2 separate regions of the Homo sapiens genome follow, and region 1 is linked to region 2. A link is an interaction called in ENCODE POLR2A ChIA-PET data of the cell type or tissue named here. Cell type or tissue: CD4-positive, alpha-beta T cell. All regions are shown on one strand. Links, peaks and the distances in the headings refer to the core of each region. The heading gives the core; the rest is flanking DNA.

Region 1 (8,340 bases), core at 97-8,096, 140 kb before region 2:
AACAGACAAGCGACCAGGCACGGTGGCTCACACCTGTAATCCCAGCATTTTAGGAGGCCAAGGCAGGCAGATCACATGAGGCCAGGAGCTTGAGACCAGCCTGGCCAACATGGCGAAAACTCATCTCTACTAAAATTAAAAAACTTAGCCGGGCATGGTGGCTCACACCTGTAATCCCAGCACTTTGGGAGGCTGAGGTGGGCGGGTCACGAAGTCAGGAGATTGAGACCATCCTGGCCAACATGGTGAAATGCCATCTCCACCAAAAATATTAAAAAAAATTAGCTGGGCGTGGTGGCACGTGTCTGTAGTCCCAGCTACTTGGGAGGCTGAGGCAGGAGAATCACTTGAACCCAGAAGATGGAGGTTGCAGTGCATCAGGATCGCACCACTACACTCCAGCCTGGGCGGCAGAGCAGATTGCGTCTCAAAAAATAAAAATAAAAATTAGCCAGGCATGGCGGTGCACGTCTGTAATCCCAGCTACTCAGGAGGCTGAGGCAAGAGAATTGCTTGAACCCGGGAGGTGGAGGATACAATGAGCTGAGGTCGCGCCACTGCCCTCCAGCCTGAGTGACAGACCAAGACTCTGTCTGAAAAAAACAAAAACAAAAACAAACAAAAACAGACAAGTAATATCAAACAAAAAAAAAATGGAAGCAATATGGTATGAAGTAGAAAAAAAGTTCCATTCTCCCAAAACAATGCATTTAAATTAGTTCTGAAATAACTTCTCCTAACTATCCATAATACGATGCTAAAGAAATTTGTGTTATTTGTTCTCATTTTGAACACCATTTTTGTGTGTGTTTGTTTTTTGAGAGGGAGTCTTGCGTGTCGCCCAGGCTGGAGTGCAACAGCACGATCTCGGCTCACTGCAGCCTCTGCCTCCCAGGTTCCAGCGATTCTCCTGCCTCAGCTTCCCCAGGTAGCTGGGATTACACGCACAACACCTTGCCCAGCTAATTTTTGTATTTTTAGTAGACACGGGGTTTCACCCTGTTGGCCAGGCTGGTCTCGAACTCCTGACCTCAGGTAATCCTCCCACCTCAGCCTCCCAAAGTGCTGGGGTTACAGGCATGAGCCACTGTACCCGGCCTGAACACATTTATTAATATATTCCCCATTCATAATTATGCTTTCAAATAAATTTTAAGGCCAGGCACAGTGGCTCACGCCTGTAATCCTAGCACTTTGGGAGGCCAAGGAGGGCAGATCACTTGAGGTCAGGGGTTCAAGACCAGCCTGGCCAACATGGTGAAACCCCGCCTCTACTAAAAATACAAAAATTAGCCCAGGCGTGGTGGCACATGCCTGTAATTCCAGCTACTCAGGAGGCTGAGGCAGGAGAATCCCTTGAACCCAGGAAGTGGAGGGTGCAGTGAGCTGAGATTGCACCACTGCACTCCAGCCTGGGTGACAGAGTGAGACTCCGTCACAAAAAATAAATAAATAAATTTTAAAACAAAAGTAGTATTAAATCTTGTCAAATCTTGTAAACAGGTATTACTATCTAGCTTCCGCCACATAATTTTTTTCTTAAATTAAAAAAAAAAAAAAATGTGTTGAACTGGGTGTGGTGGCATAAGCCTGTAGTCCCAGCTACTTAGAAGGCTGAGACAGGAAGATCACTTCAGCCTAGGAGTTTGAGGCTGCAGTGCACTATAATTTTGCCTGTGAATAGCCACTGCACTTCAGCCTGGGCAACATAGCAAGACTTCATCTCTTAAAAACAAAAGTGAACTCATGCTTTTAATTACCCTAGCATGCAACCTAATAATGCTATTAACCCAAACTAAAATACAACATCAAAACATTTCTCCATATCAAAACTGAACTCTACTATTCTATCGTTTAATTGAATCTCTAGATTCACTTTGGTGTAGAGAGACTATAATAGTGAATTTTTTTCTTGCAAAGTATTCTGACAGGTATAATGTGATCATCATTTACATGATCCAAGATTAGGCTGATAATAAAAAGGAATTAGTTCAAAACACCAGCCTTAGAATCCCTCAGTACGTGTTTCCTTTATAAAAGTAACTACATTATATTTGTAGTGGCCTATGAGGATTTTGATAATCTCTGCAGCTTAGATGCTGAATGAAATGCATTCAATGATTCAATAAATACTTATTGTGCTCTGATTATGTGCCAGGCATCCTACAGCTTGAGAAACAGAGATGAATAAGGCACACTGGGTTCCTGTTTTCTTGGTCTTCATATCACAATGGTTGGCAGGCAGACCACAAACAAGTAAAAAATAAAAATATTCAAGATCACTTCAGATGATAATAAGTGTTGTGAAAGAAATCCAAAGGGTGACATGCAGGGGAAAACTTTATAAGGCGTGATCAAGGACAGTATCTCTTGAGGGGGAGATGCAATCTGAAACTTTGGGTCAGAAAATTCCAGTTGGAGGAAATATCTAACATATATTGAATCATTTCCTTAGGTCAGTGGTCCCCAGCCTTTTTGGCACCAGAGCCCGGTTTCGTGGAAGACAATTTTTCCACAGACAGTGGGGGATGGAGATGGTTTTGGGATGAAACTGCTCCACCTCCGATCATCAGGCATTCGTTAGATTCTCAAAAGGAGTGTGAAATCTAGATCCCTCACATGCGCAGTTCACAATAGGGTTCAGGCTCCTATGAGAATCTAATGCCGCTGCTGATCTGACAGGAGGCGGAGCTCAGGCAGTAACGCTCCCTCACTCTCCGCTCACCTCCTGCTGTGCGGCCCAGTTCCTAGGAGGCCACAGACCATGCCCTGGGGTTTGTGGACCCCTGCCTTGGGTGATATCCCATTATTTTTGTACCCAGAAACCCCTAAGACACACTGTAAACCATGATCAAATATATTTCTACCCTTTGTCCATTGGCTTCAACTGTGGTCCTCTAGGTTTGATCCTAGAATAGATATGATGATCGTGTGCAAAGTGTTCAATATGCTGACTCACCTTCATTTGCACTCTAGCAACCTTGGCTAATGAAGAATCATTTGGGGAATATTAGATACCATTTTGACCCTTAATTTATCCTTCATTCTCAGGGACTTTGAATTAATTTTGAAAAACTAGTGTTGAAATGTAAGGTTAGGATCTCAAAATTCTTTGTTAGTCTACTAAAGAATCATTTTTTTCCGTCAATTAGCCTCTTAAATTCACATTAGCCAGACATGGTGGTGGACCCTGTGGTCCCAGCTACTTCAGAGGCTGAAGCAGGAGGATCACTTAAGCCCTTGAGGTTGAAATTACACTGAGCTATGATCGTACCACTCCACTTCAGCCTGGGCAACACAGCAAGACCCTGTCTCTAAAGAATAATAATAATAAATTAATAATTTAAAAAACATTATGTTGAAGTCTGGCCAGTTCAATGACTGGAAAAGCAACCATGATATCTTGTATTTATAGAGTCCTGTTTCCAAGTAACCATCCATGAAGCAGCTTAAGACTATCCACAGTAGCTTCCCACCCATGACAGCAGTGATTCTGCCCATAAACTAGCTGGTTTACCCAAGATTCCATCAGAGGCCCTCTAGCTCCCACAAAGATTTCATTAAAAGATATCAATAAAATCTAAACTATTTTATTTTTGGCAAAAGTCTTTTGGTAAAAGGCATTTTTGGTAAAATATCTATTTCATACTTTATTCTTGCTCTTCAAACTTCCAACATATTTGTTATTCTTCTAGCTGCTGAGAGTCTTATTGTTTTGCTGAGAAAATAAATAGAGGCAATCAGAAAAGAGCTTCCAAAGACTACATCAAAAAACATGTCCCCGTGAGCACCTAGAGGCCTCCCCATAATTTCTAAAAAAAAAAATCCTACAAGTTTATTTTTAGAGTCTGTTTGCCTCCAGTCTTAGGTCCATACATGTTAACCTTGATATACTCAATTGATCTAGACACAAGCCCAACCCTTACCCACGCTTCTACCAAAAAATAAAATAAAGTAAAATAAAAAATTAGTTGCATCAAGTACTTAGCCAGCTCAGTCATTTTAGCAAAGGCTTGTGCGGGAGGATGGAGAGGAAGAGTCACGTTGAGAAGATGTTCTCTGATTGGCTCCAATGCTCCTCCCCTCCCAGGCCCTCTGGACGCCCTTGCAAGTTACAGCCAAATTGCTCCCTTTGTCTCAGAAACATTCCGCCCACACCCTGGCCCCTCCTGGGATCTCTTCTACTTTAGAAGCTCTTATCAGGGTATTTTTCAGAGTAATTACATTTCCCTTTCTGAAGGAATTCTGGTGCCAACTGTTAATAAAATAACATTCCTCCTCCTTATTACATGGGATGCACCAATTTTTATCCTGGAGCAGCTTCCAGTGTTAGAATAGACAGCAGGAGATTTCATGTATTTTAGAGCTTAGTAAACTTAACTTTTACCAAAAATAAAATAGTTTAAAAACAAAATGGAGCCGCAGGGAGGAGTACTTAGAGGGGCGGAGCTAACAAGTGGTTTTCCACGTTTGCTCAAAGTGGGGGCTGTTGATGTGTGTGGTTTGTCACCGCAGGCTTCCAGAGCCAAGTTACATAAAAGAGCAGTCCCTTTCACTTTCTAAAGGATTGTATTTTGCTGCAAACTGTGACCATGCATAATGAGCTTTTGATACATTTCTTTTAAAGTGCATGGTATAACCATAGGGTTTTGCATTTTCGGGTCCTCCCCTCTTAATTGAAGGACTGGCACACACAAGATGACATCACAAATTCCTTAGTTTCATTAAAAACAGTGACTACTCTATCCACTTAAGTTATGAGAATTGCTTTTCTAAAGGAAATACATTTATCGGGAGCCACAGAAATTTTCTAAATATAGGGTAGCTTCCTGAAACAGTAGAAGCAAGTGCCTTCAGGACAGTTTATTTATATAATTTAATGGAATTTGATTCCTTTGAAATTGGCAAGTAAATATAAGTAAAGGGAAAGCTGTCTGTTATTTTTTATGGAAGTATTTCATGAAGATCTTAGGTTTCATATCATTACACATTCCTTGGCTCAGTTGATAATGGGCACGTAAACTACTTTATGCAATTGAAAGGGGTATACTTTTCACATAATTTGGGGGTGTGATTATTATTCAAATATATGTGCCTAATTATTACAAACACCCTTAGAATTAATTTATCTGGGCCAGTATTTTCATGATTAAATCCCTCCCCCAATCCTTTCTTGACCCCTGCTTGGTAATTAAATCACATTTTATTATAACAGTGCTTCTTAATAAGACAGTCAATTCTTGCAGTGTCCCTGCAATAAAATGCTCTTCCAGAGCACAGTCTGCACCATCTAGATGATTTCTACAGCCAGTACCAAAGGGCCATTTGTCCCAGGCAGGCATTGAATGACCGTACCCTTTTTAAAGCAGTTCTCCTTAGCAAATGCCCAGTTTATGAGGCCTTTCTACTAAGGGAGGAGACCACCCCTCATATTTTCTTATGCCCAATTTCTGCCTCCAAAGAAAGAAGAAGTAAAAACTAAAAGGCAGAAATGAAATCCACAGTCAGACAGCCCTGCGCCACACCCTGGGCCTGGTAGTTAAAGATTGACCCCTGACCTAATCGGTTATGTTATCTATAGATTACAGACATTGTGTAGAAAAGCACTGTGAAAATCCCTGTCCTGTTATGTTCCGTTCTAATTACCGGTGCATGCAGCCCCCAGTCACATACCCCCTGCTTGCTCAATCAATCACAACCCTCTCATGCAGACCCCCTTAGAGTTGTGAGTCCTTAAAAGGGACAGGAATTGCTCACTCGGGGAGCTCTGTTTTTGAGATGTGAGTCTTGCCGATGCTCCTGGCCAAATAAAGCCCTTCCTTCTTTAACTCGGTGACTGAGGGGTTTTGTCTGTGGCTCGTCCTGCTACATTTCTTGGTTCCCTGACTGGGAAGCGAGGTGATTAACAGAAGGTCAAGGCAACCCCTTAGGCGGCTTAGGCCTGCCCTGTGGAGCATCCCTGCAGGGGACCCCAGCCAGCTTGAGTGACGTGGATCCTGAGAGCGCTCCCAGGTAGGCAATTGCCCCAGTGGAACACCTAGTCAGAGTGGTGCATGGCAGGCCCCTGCAGAGGATCAACACAGTGGCTGAACACCAGGAAGGAACTGGCACTTGGTGTCCGGACATCTGAAACTTGGTAAGACTAGTCTTTGGAACTTGCACACTCCTTTGGAGTGGAAGCGTGGCCTGATAACCCACGGCATGCCTGTACCAGCACTTTGGTTTTTGTTTTTGACTTGACTTGGATTGCTTGATACTTTGGTTTTGGTTTTGACCTGGCTTGGATTGCTTGATACTCTGATTTTGGTTTTGATTCTGGTTTGGTGTAAACTGTAAAAGTGTGTGTGTACCCTTTTTACCCATTCTTTGTTTTGTGGTGTGCGTGTGGTGTGAACTTGGTGTTTTGCCTCAAGGAAGCATGGGTCAGGCACAAAGTAAGCCCACCCCACTAGGAACTATGTTGAAAAATTTCAAGAAAAGATTTAAGGGAGACTATGGAGTACTATGACACCAGGAAAACTTAAAACTTTGTGTAAGATAGACTAGCCAGCATTACAGGTGGGTTGGCCATCAGAAGGAAGCCTGGATAGGTCCCTTGTTTCAAAGGTATGGCACAAGGTAACCTGTAAGCCAGGGCACCCAGACCAGTTCCCGTACATAGACACTTGGTTACAGCTGGTTTTAGACCGCCCCGCCACAGTGGCTGAGAGAACAGCAGCATAAGCGGCTAGCAGAGGCAAGGAAAGACCAGCAAAGAGAGAGAGAGGAAGAGACAGAGAAACAAAGAGGGAGTCAAGAAAAGAGAGAAAGAGAGAGAGAGGCAGAGAGAGAGGAAGAGACAGAGGCAAAAGGAAAGTCAAAAAGAGAGAAAGAACAAAAGAAAGAGAAAGAAAGAGAAAGAAAGAAAGAAAGAAAGAAAAAGAAAGAAAGAAAGAAGAGAAAAGAAAGAAAGACAGAAAGACACAAGTAGTTAAGGAAAAAAAAGTGTACCCTATTCCTTTAAAAGCCAAGGTAAATTTAAAACCTATAATTGATAATTAAAGGTGTTTGCTGTAACCCTATAACACTCCAATACCACTTTGTTGTCAGTGTAAACCAGGGCATATCCTGAAAGCACTGAGGCCTTCCTATCAACAATCCTTAACCCAGTAACCCACAGATGGCCCAAATGCATTCAATCTGTAGCAGCAACTGCTTTGCTAACAGAAGAAAGTAAAAAAATAACTTTTAGAGGAACCTCATTGTAAGCACACCTCACCAGTTCAGAAGTATCCTAAAAAAAAAAAAAAAAAAAAAAAAAAAAAAAAGATGGTTTAACATTAACCACTGAAAATTGCCTTAACCCAGCAGGTTTCCTAACAGGGGATCTAAATCTTAATTACCATACAAAGGTCCAACCAGACCTAGGAGGAACTCCCTTCAGGATAGGACCATAGATGGTTCCTCCCAGGTAATTAAAGGAAAAAAAAAGCCATCTGTACCAATTCTAAGTTAATTTGGACTAAACAAGGTCTTATTAATAGCAAAGGATAATTGAAATCCCAAACTTACAAGGTTTTCAACAAAAGTAAAGTTTGCTAAAAGTTAACCATGTAACATGTATTATAGTAACTTCTAATCTTGTGGCGTTAGATAGTCTGGTCCACAGACATAAAGGAAGTTCACTTTGGAAAAGAATGATTATCTTTGAAAAAAAAAAAAAGGGGGAAAAAAGGGGGGGCAGAATTTATGTAAAAAGAATGTTATATAGTAAATTCTTGTCCTGAAATAAATTAACTGGTTGTTTAAAGAAAGAAATGTTTGTAATAAGTCAGAAAGTTAAGGCATGTCAAAGAATTGTCTGTAAAAGTCATGAAAGAGAAAAAATCATTTAAAAAAAGTGTGTTAAAAAAAGAATTTATACAAGAAATGTTGTATAATTTAAAAGTAATTGGGCCTCCTGAATGTAAAACTATTTTTTACCTACATTAATATGTTAAAATTTTGTTTTAAAAGTTTAATCAGGTTTTAAAACATTAATTGTGTGTAAATTCTGTGTGTAAACATATTAGCTAAAGTTAAAGGGGTATCACACAGTTTTTCTGTGAACTGGACATTAAAGTAAAAACATGACAGGTTTTTCTTAAAGCACTAACCTGCTCTTTAACAAAGATTATAAAAGGTTAAAAAGAGTCTATAAAAATCTTACCTTATGGTCTGACATTAAAAATTGAATAAATATGTATATAAAGTTTTATTAAAACTAAGTTTAACATTATAACACACTAATATAAAGGTGAAATTTAGCTTATCTGGTATAAAAATCATACCGGAAGCATTGTCAAATATAAAATGCTGATT
Region 2 (8,340 bases), core at 13-8,012:
TTTTTCTTAACATTATATTGCATTGTCAATATGTATTCCATCATTTTATGCTTTTCAATGCACTTCCATTTATAAAAGCCGCATAGTTTGCTCTTATATGCCAATATGTTTGTAGCTCAAAATATACTTGAAATATTTTAAGTCCGTTTGTGCTCTTGATTTATGAACTAAATATACTACATTTTCCATTGTTAAAATAACACCTTGGCTAGGTGTGGTGGCTCATGCCTATAATCCCAGTGCTTTGGGAGGCTGAGGCAAGAGGATCACTTGAGCCCAGGAGTTCAAGACCAGCCTGGGCAACATAGGGAGACTCTAGCTCTACAAAAAATTTAAAAATTAGCTGGATGCGGGGGCACATGCCTGTGGTTCCAGCCACCCAGGAGGCTGAGCCCAGGAGATCAAAGCTGCAGTGAGCCATGATCACGCCACTGTACTCCAGCCTGGGCAATAGAGCAAGACTCTGTCTCAAAAAAAAAATTAAAGACACCTTGAATATTCTGTTGTTTTTAAAGAGCAGATTCATAGGATCATAGATGCATGACGCATCTTCTTAAAGATACATTATCATAGATCCTCTAATTAGAAGATATTCACTTATAGACAAAGATATATATATATATATATATATATATATATATATAATTTTTCTTTTTTTTTGAGATAGAGTCTCGCTCTGTCACCCAGGCTGGAGTGCAATGGCGCCATCTCAGCTCACTGCAACCTCCGCCTCCCAGGTTCAAGCGATTCTCCTACCTCAGCCTCCTGAGGAGCTGGGATTACAGGCACGTGCCACCATGCCGGCTAATTTTATATTTTTAGTAGAGACGGGAATTTACCATGTTGGCCAGGCTGGTCTCGAACTGCTGACCTCATGATCCGCCACCTTAGTCTCCCAAAATGCTGGGATTACAGGCGTGAGCACTGCGCTCAACCTATATATATATATTTGAGATGGAGTTTCGCTCTCGTTTCCCAGGCTGGAGTGCAATGGTGCAATCTTGGCTCACTGCAACCTCCATCTCCCGGGTTCAAGTGATTTTCCTGCGTCAGACTCCCAAGTAGCTGGGATTACAGGCACACACCGCCATGCCTGGCTAATTTTTGTATTTTTTAGTAGACACGGGGTTTCACCATGATGGCCAGGTTTGTTTCGAACTTCTGACCTCAGGAGATCCACCCGCCTCAGCCTCCCAAAGTGCTGGTATTACAGGCATGAGCCACCACACCCAACCATATATATATCTTTAAAATGATTTATTTAGTTTGGCTTCCTCTTAAAAAACACCAGATTTTTGTTTGTGTATAAGTAGCAGTGATATTGCAAAGGAGTTAAATATCAGCAATGCGAAGCAAAACAGTGCTTTGAATGTATTTTAGGAGGAAACTGCAAAATATATATGTTTGGTTCAGATAGACCAGGTAGCATAAAAGATAGAAGAAACTGTTAAATTTCAAAAAGTTCATGAGTCAGGGGAGGAAAAAAATATTTGAGCCTGGAATGTGTAAGTTGTGTATGCCCTCAAAAACTCAGGTGTGCTATTTGAACTTCATGTATAGGAGAAAAGCTAATGGAAGGATTCAATAAGACAGATACGATTCTAGGAAAGGATGTGGTTGTGGTGATTATAGCAGGAAGCCATTGATTAAGTACATTATGTCTTTTCAGATATGGTTTTTTTTGGGGTGGCGAAGTGTCTGCTTTGAAGAAAAATGCATTACTTTAAGGTCAAACGGGGTCAGAGTTTAAATGTGGAGCCTGGTTGGTACTTGTTAAATTGCGTGTCTTCCCAGTTAAGCAGTGTGATGTAGTGGGTAGGATCATTGTCAGTTAACTTTTGGTGAGTTATTTCACCTCTTTACACTGCAGTTTTCTCTTCTGTAAAATTGAGAGAATAAGAATATTATCCTGAAAAATTTGCCCTGGGAACTAAATAATATTTATATAGCAGTTGAGATGTCATGCAGAACAAAAAGACTCCTTGAATTGAATTCTGGGTCCCCTACTTACTCTATGGAACCTTAGACAAATTATCTCTCTATGCCTTTGTAATTTTATGACAGAAATAATAGTACCTACCTCATAGATTTATTGTGAGGATTAAATTAGTTAACATACATAAATTGCTTAGGACAGGATTGGCATAGTTGGCATATAATAACAACTCAATAAACATTGGTTAATATTATAATGCACAACATATAATAAATATTCAATAAGTGTTTGCTATTTTATTCAACTCCAAGAAGGCAGGGACCATATCTATTTTATTCACATTCACCTGTTGACACTTGGTAAGTGCTCAATAAATTTTTCTTGAATGAGAAGGTCATTTTCAATCAATACACTTGCATACAATTTCTCAAAAATGACTCTAACAAGATTAATTTTAAAAATTCATCAGATTATTTTTTCATTTTCATTACATTCACATATAGATATTTCACAGTACTCTCTACCACTTCAAATGATGTCTCTATCATCATAATCTTGTGGTGTTTAGAAACAGGAAGAATCCTTGAACAATTTATTTTTTATAGCTTCTTTTCTTAATTCTTTCAAACTGTGTTCAATTTGAAGAGGAAAATAGAATGGTGAAGTATAAAACTTTCTAATTTCAAATTACTTATATTACTGAATTGTGATTTAAATGCTGACATCTGGGAGATTTTTAACATAAAATCATAAATACATTACTGCTTCTTAGAATTCTAATGCTAAGAGTTAGTTTTCATTGTGGCTTATGCTTCCAATGTCTTAAGCATAGAGTAGCTAGTGAGATTTTTGAGGTAGTGGTGAATTTGCTGACAAAAAGTTTGCCAGACAAATAAATCAATTGCAATGACTCTTCTTCACAGACATTTCAAGCCTCATCAGTAATGGAAATGATCTTGGGGCAACTGAAAAACTAAAATCATTATCCTCTGTTGATATAGGACATTATTCAGCTAAACCACAAAACTATTATTGCAACTTATGCATTTTGCTTTCCTGTTTTCACGTACTTCTCTGCTTGGCATAGAAATCCTGTAAATCCAACACACATCCACGTTTCTGTAAAGTGATTTATTAGGGCCCTTGGGAGAGCACTGTTTTGCTGTTTTCTCTAACTAGAACAATTTATACTCTATTTATATTTTATTATGCAAAGAATGTAGCTGGCATGAACCTTAACCCAAAAATCTGAGCAGACAAGAAAAGTCACATTAAAATTTTTCTCTTTTGTAGTTGTAGTTCTGACTGAGCCCTCATTCTGCCTGATTTGATGGGTTGAGGGCAGGAAATTCAACCTCACACATCATAGGGGCTGTCTCCTCTTCTCTAGGGTTTGCACAAACATTGGGGGGAAGGAGGCGTGGCTTCCGTGCTGCTAAGACACAGGAAAAGGCTTTTAGCTTTCAGTAGATTCTATCTACCTAATGCAGGTCATTGTCCAGGCCTCAGTGTTTGTCTGAAGATGGAAGGCATGTGCTATTCACATCCTGAATTAAGTAGAAGAGGGTGGGAGTGAGGCGGGGTGGGCCTGAAAATACAGAGAAAGCAAACAGACATCATTATCTGAATAAATAACTTTTTGAAAACAATGTAACAAATAATTAAAAATTTGAACGGATAATCAGTTACCATATATATATATATTATATATATTTATATATATATATAAAATTTTTAAAGCAAATACATTTATTTAAGAATAAAACATTGGCGCTGGGTGCGGTGGCTCATGCTTGTAATCCCAGCACTTTGGGAGGCCGAGGCGGGTGGATTACCTGAAGTCAGGAGTTCAAGACCAACCTGGCCAACATGGCGAAACCCCATCTCTACTAAAAAAAAAAAAAAAAAAAAAACTAGCCGGGTGTGGTGGCGCATGCCTGTAATCCCAGGTACTTAGGAGGCTGAGGCAGGAGAATTGCTTCAACCTGAGAGACAGAGGTTGCAGTGAGCCGAGATCGCGCCACTGCACTCCAGCCTGAGCAACAAGAGCAAAACTCCGTCTCAAAAAAAAAAAAAAAAAGAAAGAATAAAACATTGGGCGGGGCACGGTGACTCATTCATGCCTGTAATCCCAGCACTTTGGGAGGCTAAGGCAGGCAGCTTGCTTGAGCTCAGGAATTTGAGACGAGCTCAGGATTTCGAGACCAGCCTGGGCAACAAAGTGAAACCCAGTGTCTACAAAAAAATACAAAAATTAGCTGGGCATAGTGGTGTGCACCTGTAGTCCCAGCTACTTGGGAGGTTGAGGTGGGAGGATCGTTTGAGCCCAGGAGGAGTCGAGGCTACAGTGAGCCATGTTTGCGACACTGCACTCCAGCCTGAGTGACACAGTGAGATCCTGAGGAAGGGGAGGGGAGGGGAGGGCAGGGGAGGGGAAAGGAGAGAAGGGGAGAAGGAAAGAGGGAAGGAAGGAGGGAAGGAAGGAAGGAAGGAAGGTTGGAAGGGAAAGACAGGAAGGAAGGAAGGAAGCAAGGAAAAAGAAAAGAAAAGAGCATTGTTCAGGCACAAGGCCCTCAAGTTTGGTTTGTTTTTTTTAAAAAAAGAATAAAACATTGAAGAAAGAAAAAAGAAAAGAAAAGAAGGCAAAAGAAAGAAACCCAGCCAGGCATGGTGGCTTATGCCTATAATCCCAGCACTTTGGGAGGTCGAGGTGGGAGGATCACCTGTGGTCAGGAGTTCAAGACCAGCCTGACCAACATGGAGAAACCCCGTCTCTACTAAAAATACAAAATCAGCCAGGCATGGTGGCGCATGCCTGTAATCCCAGCTACTTGGGAGACTGTGGTAGGATAATCGCTTGAACCTGGGAGGCGGAGGTTGCAGTGAGCTGAGATTGCACCATTGCACTCCAGCCTGGGCAACAAGAGCAAATTCCATCTCAGAAAAAGAACAGGGGAGGGGGAGGGGAGGGGAGGGGATTGTTCAGGCACAAGACCTTCAAGTTTGTTTTTTTTTAAAAGATAAAACATTGCCCTGCACAACAATGTGAATGTATTTAATGTCAATGAACTACAAACTTAAAAGATGGTTAAAATGGTAAATTTTATGTACACATTACCACAATTTTTTTAAAGTAAATTAAAAGAGCTGGTCAACATCCAGGGAGGAAAAAAAAAGACTAAAACATTGCCGACCATGCGCTAATATCAATTTGCAAAATGTAAGTTTTACTAGTAATAGATTTTAAGTAAGAATATATATATATATATATAGAGAGAGAGAGAGTTTGTTTGTTTTGTTTTTGTTTGTTTTTGAGACAGGGTCTCGCTCTGTCGCCGAGGCTGGAGTGCAGTGGCGCGATCTCGGTTCACTGCAACCTCCGCCTCCAAGGTTCAAGCGATTCTCCTGCCTCAGTCTCCTGAGTAGCTGGGATTATAGGCATGCACCACCACACCCGCCTAATTTTTTATATTTTCAGTAGAGATAGGGATTCACCATGATGGCCAGGCTGGTCTCAAACTTCTGAGCTCAAGTGATCTTCCCACCTCGGCCTCCCAAAGTGCTGGGATTACAGGTGTGAGCCACTAGGCCCAGCCAATTCTATTACTTTAGATAAAAAGAATATTACTAAGTTATAATAGCATGTTTGCAATGTTTTGAGCTCAAAGAGGAAAATTCCCCAAATATTAAAATGAAAAAAATCACACCATCTTATATCTGAACAAGCTGTTAATAGTCTAAATACTTAATTTTGTTTTATATAAGCTTCTGTGTATCCTACAACTGTATTCAAGATTTTCCACTATCTTTTGAACATGGCAAAAGTATTTAAGCACCTGCTATAACTTAAATCACTAGACACACATCTGACTCACTGGAATTCTTAATGAACTTATTAAAATATTTATTTGAATTTCAATTGGATCTTGCTATGAAAATATATTGCTTTAAATAAAGCAAGGCATAGTGGGCCGGGTGCAGGGGCTCACTCCTGCAATCCCAGCACTTTGGGAGGCCGAGGCAGGAGGATCACTTGAGCCAGGAGACCAGCCAGCCTTGGCAACATAGTGAGACTCTGTCTACACACACACACACACACACACACAAAGGCTTTTGGTTTTTTGTTTTTTTTAATTAGCCAGGCATTGTGGTGTACACCTGTAGTCCTAGCTATTTGGGGGACTGAAGTGGGAGGATCACTTGAGCCCAGGAGGTCAATGCTGCAGTGAGTCATGATTGTGCCACTACACTCCAGCATGGACAACAAAACGAGACCCTTTCTCAAAAAACAAAACAAAACAAGGCATAGCCAAAGTCTCACCTAAGATGAGCACTATGAACTTTGGTATAATTTTTGTTCAGTATTGTTTTATACATTTTACATTGTTTCTGAGCATACTGATATATATAATATGGCAGTCTGCTTCCCTCATTTAAAGTAAAACATAAACATTTCCAAGTTATTACAAATGCTCTCTAAACTCCCTTTTAATGACTGCATAGCAGTCTATGACATGGTCTTGCTTTATTCCTCTTCTGCTTCTACTTAGTAGGAGCAGAGAAAATATGCCAAATGACTGTAGAATGTTTGGGGAGCTGTAGTTGAATATAGCTGGAATACAGAATTTGAGGCAGAGATAATAACAGGTAAATCACGTCCTGAAGGCTGAGTGTAGTAGTTTAAAGTTAAAATTGAGACTGGGAAGAAACTGAAAGGTGACAGTCAGATTTGCATATTTAGAAGATCATCCTCTTAGCAGTATAAAGAATGGAATTCGGTTGGAGGACCTACCTTAGAACAGTGAAGAGATGATGAGTTGGGACTGGAAATGAAGAAGGTAGCAATGGAAATGGGAAGACATATTTGAGATTTGGTGACAAAGTAGATGCAGGGGATGAGAGAAGAATAATTCAATTGACAAACAGAGAGATACAGCACCAAACAAAGATAAATATCTCTGCCCTCGTGGAACTTTAGTCCTACTGAGATTAAATTCCAGATTTTTGGCTAACTGGATATGGCCACTTGCCAAGACTAAAAAAAAAAAATATACAAGGAGAAGCAGGGTTGTTGTTGTATTGTTGTTTTGGTGAGGAGTGAGGGAGGGGCAGGTCTATTGAGTTCATGTTTAGAGTTAGAACATGTTAAGTTTCAGGTACCTTATATCTTCAAAGTGAATGTGTCTAGTAAGCCACCAGACGCATGAGTCTGGAATATAAAATTGAGATATGGGCTAGAATATAGATTGGAAATCTATTAGGAAACTGTCAGTAGTTTGAAGCCTGAAAATAATGCAGAACTGAGGAAGACAGGGCTTGGGTCTGAACTCTGGAAAAGATTAATTGATGTTTAAGGTAAAGGCAGATTTATAGAGCTCATAGAGAAGACTAGCCAAGAGAAGGCGGAGTGGACTAGGAGAAGCCCACTAACAAAATCATGACACCAAATGGCATGGGGGTACTAAGGAAGAGAGTGGTGAATGGTGTCAAATATTCTGGAGATGTTGAGAAATGAAAAATAAACTTTTCCTGGCAGAGATCATTGGTCACCTTAGTTAGTTTTCATTTACCAGTGAAGGTTGAAGTCAGACAGCATTAGGTCACCTTGTAAATGTAAATGGAGACAAAAAGGAAATATGACTCTTTCAAATTCTTTTGGTAAATTATGAATGATGTAGACAAATAATTTTGAAATGAAAAGATGTTCATGTTAAGTGAATAAGCAGATTGTAGAACAGTTTTACAATATAATTCCATTTGTTACAGTTTTCTGTTGCTACATAAAAAGCTACCACAAAATGTAGTGGCATAAATCAATATATTATTCACTCTCTTTGTTCTGTGGGTTAACTGGACTTAGCTGGGTAATTCTTGATGAGGGTATTTCGTGGAATTGTAGTCAGCTATAGTTAATGGAATCATAGGATTCTTTAATTTTTTCCTTTTGTTTATGTCTATTATCTTTTTGTAAGAGATACTTATACTGGATTTATAGTAAGAAAACCACTACTGGCTATTTACAATTTAGCAAAACAGATGTTTGGTTGAGAAGGGAATGAGAGAAAAAACAGCAGCTAGAAAGGGGCATCAGGTGAAAGGATGCTTTCTTTTGGAGGGGGTCTGGGGAAAGGACAGTTCAGCAGATTTTGAAACTGAGACAAAGAGACCTCATATACCATCCAATGTGATTAAGAAATACTTAGTAACATCTATGTAGTATTCCTGCACTCTGCTTTCCCCTCAATGTATTTTAAAGTGTTTATTGGCTGGGCGCAGTGGCTCACGCCTGTAATCCCAGCACTTTGGGAGGCCAAGGCAGACAGGTGGATCGCTTGAGCTCAGGAGTTCAAGACCTGCCTGGGTGACATGGCAAAACCCTAACTTAAAAACAAACAAACAAAAAA

The links. ChIA-PET counts read pairs that join two places held together with the same protein. Peaks named below come from ENCODE experiments on the same cell type or tissue, not always from the same donor. Only the 100,000 strongest peaks of a DNase experiment are listed, where the experiment ranks them.
Region 1: POLR2A ChIA-PET joins it to region 2 with 7 read pairs; 4 of 35 experiments call an interaction of 5 or more read pairs at or near these places.

Annotation. Positions count from the first base shown.
Region 1 is chr12:68,534,820-68,543,159 of GRCh38, forward strand. No RefSeq gene overlaps it. Among named protein-coding and RNA genes, the nearest start is that of RAP1B, 72 kb to the right of the region's middle. RefSeq lists an enhancer at 3,788-4,750. In CD4-positive, alpha-beta T cell, for the core only: no CTCF peak of the experiment used is centred there; a DNase peak (open chromatin) is centred at 4,492; H3K4me3 peaks cover 627 bases.
Region 2 is chr12:68,672,298-68,680,637 of GRCh38, forward strand. LOC100507250 (a long non-coding RNA gene) reads right to left here. Exons shown (of 3, transcript NR_038930.1): 3 at 2,074-3,524. Among named protein-coding and RNA genes, the nearest start is that of NUP107, 11 kb to the right of the region's middle. RefSeq lists a silencer at 8,123-8,236. In CD4-positive, alpha-beta T cell, for the core only: no CTCF peak of the experiment used is centred there; DNase peaks (open chromatin) are centred at 1,674, 3,344 and 4,064; H3K4me3 peaks cover 832 bases; H3K27ac peaks cover 1,129 bases.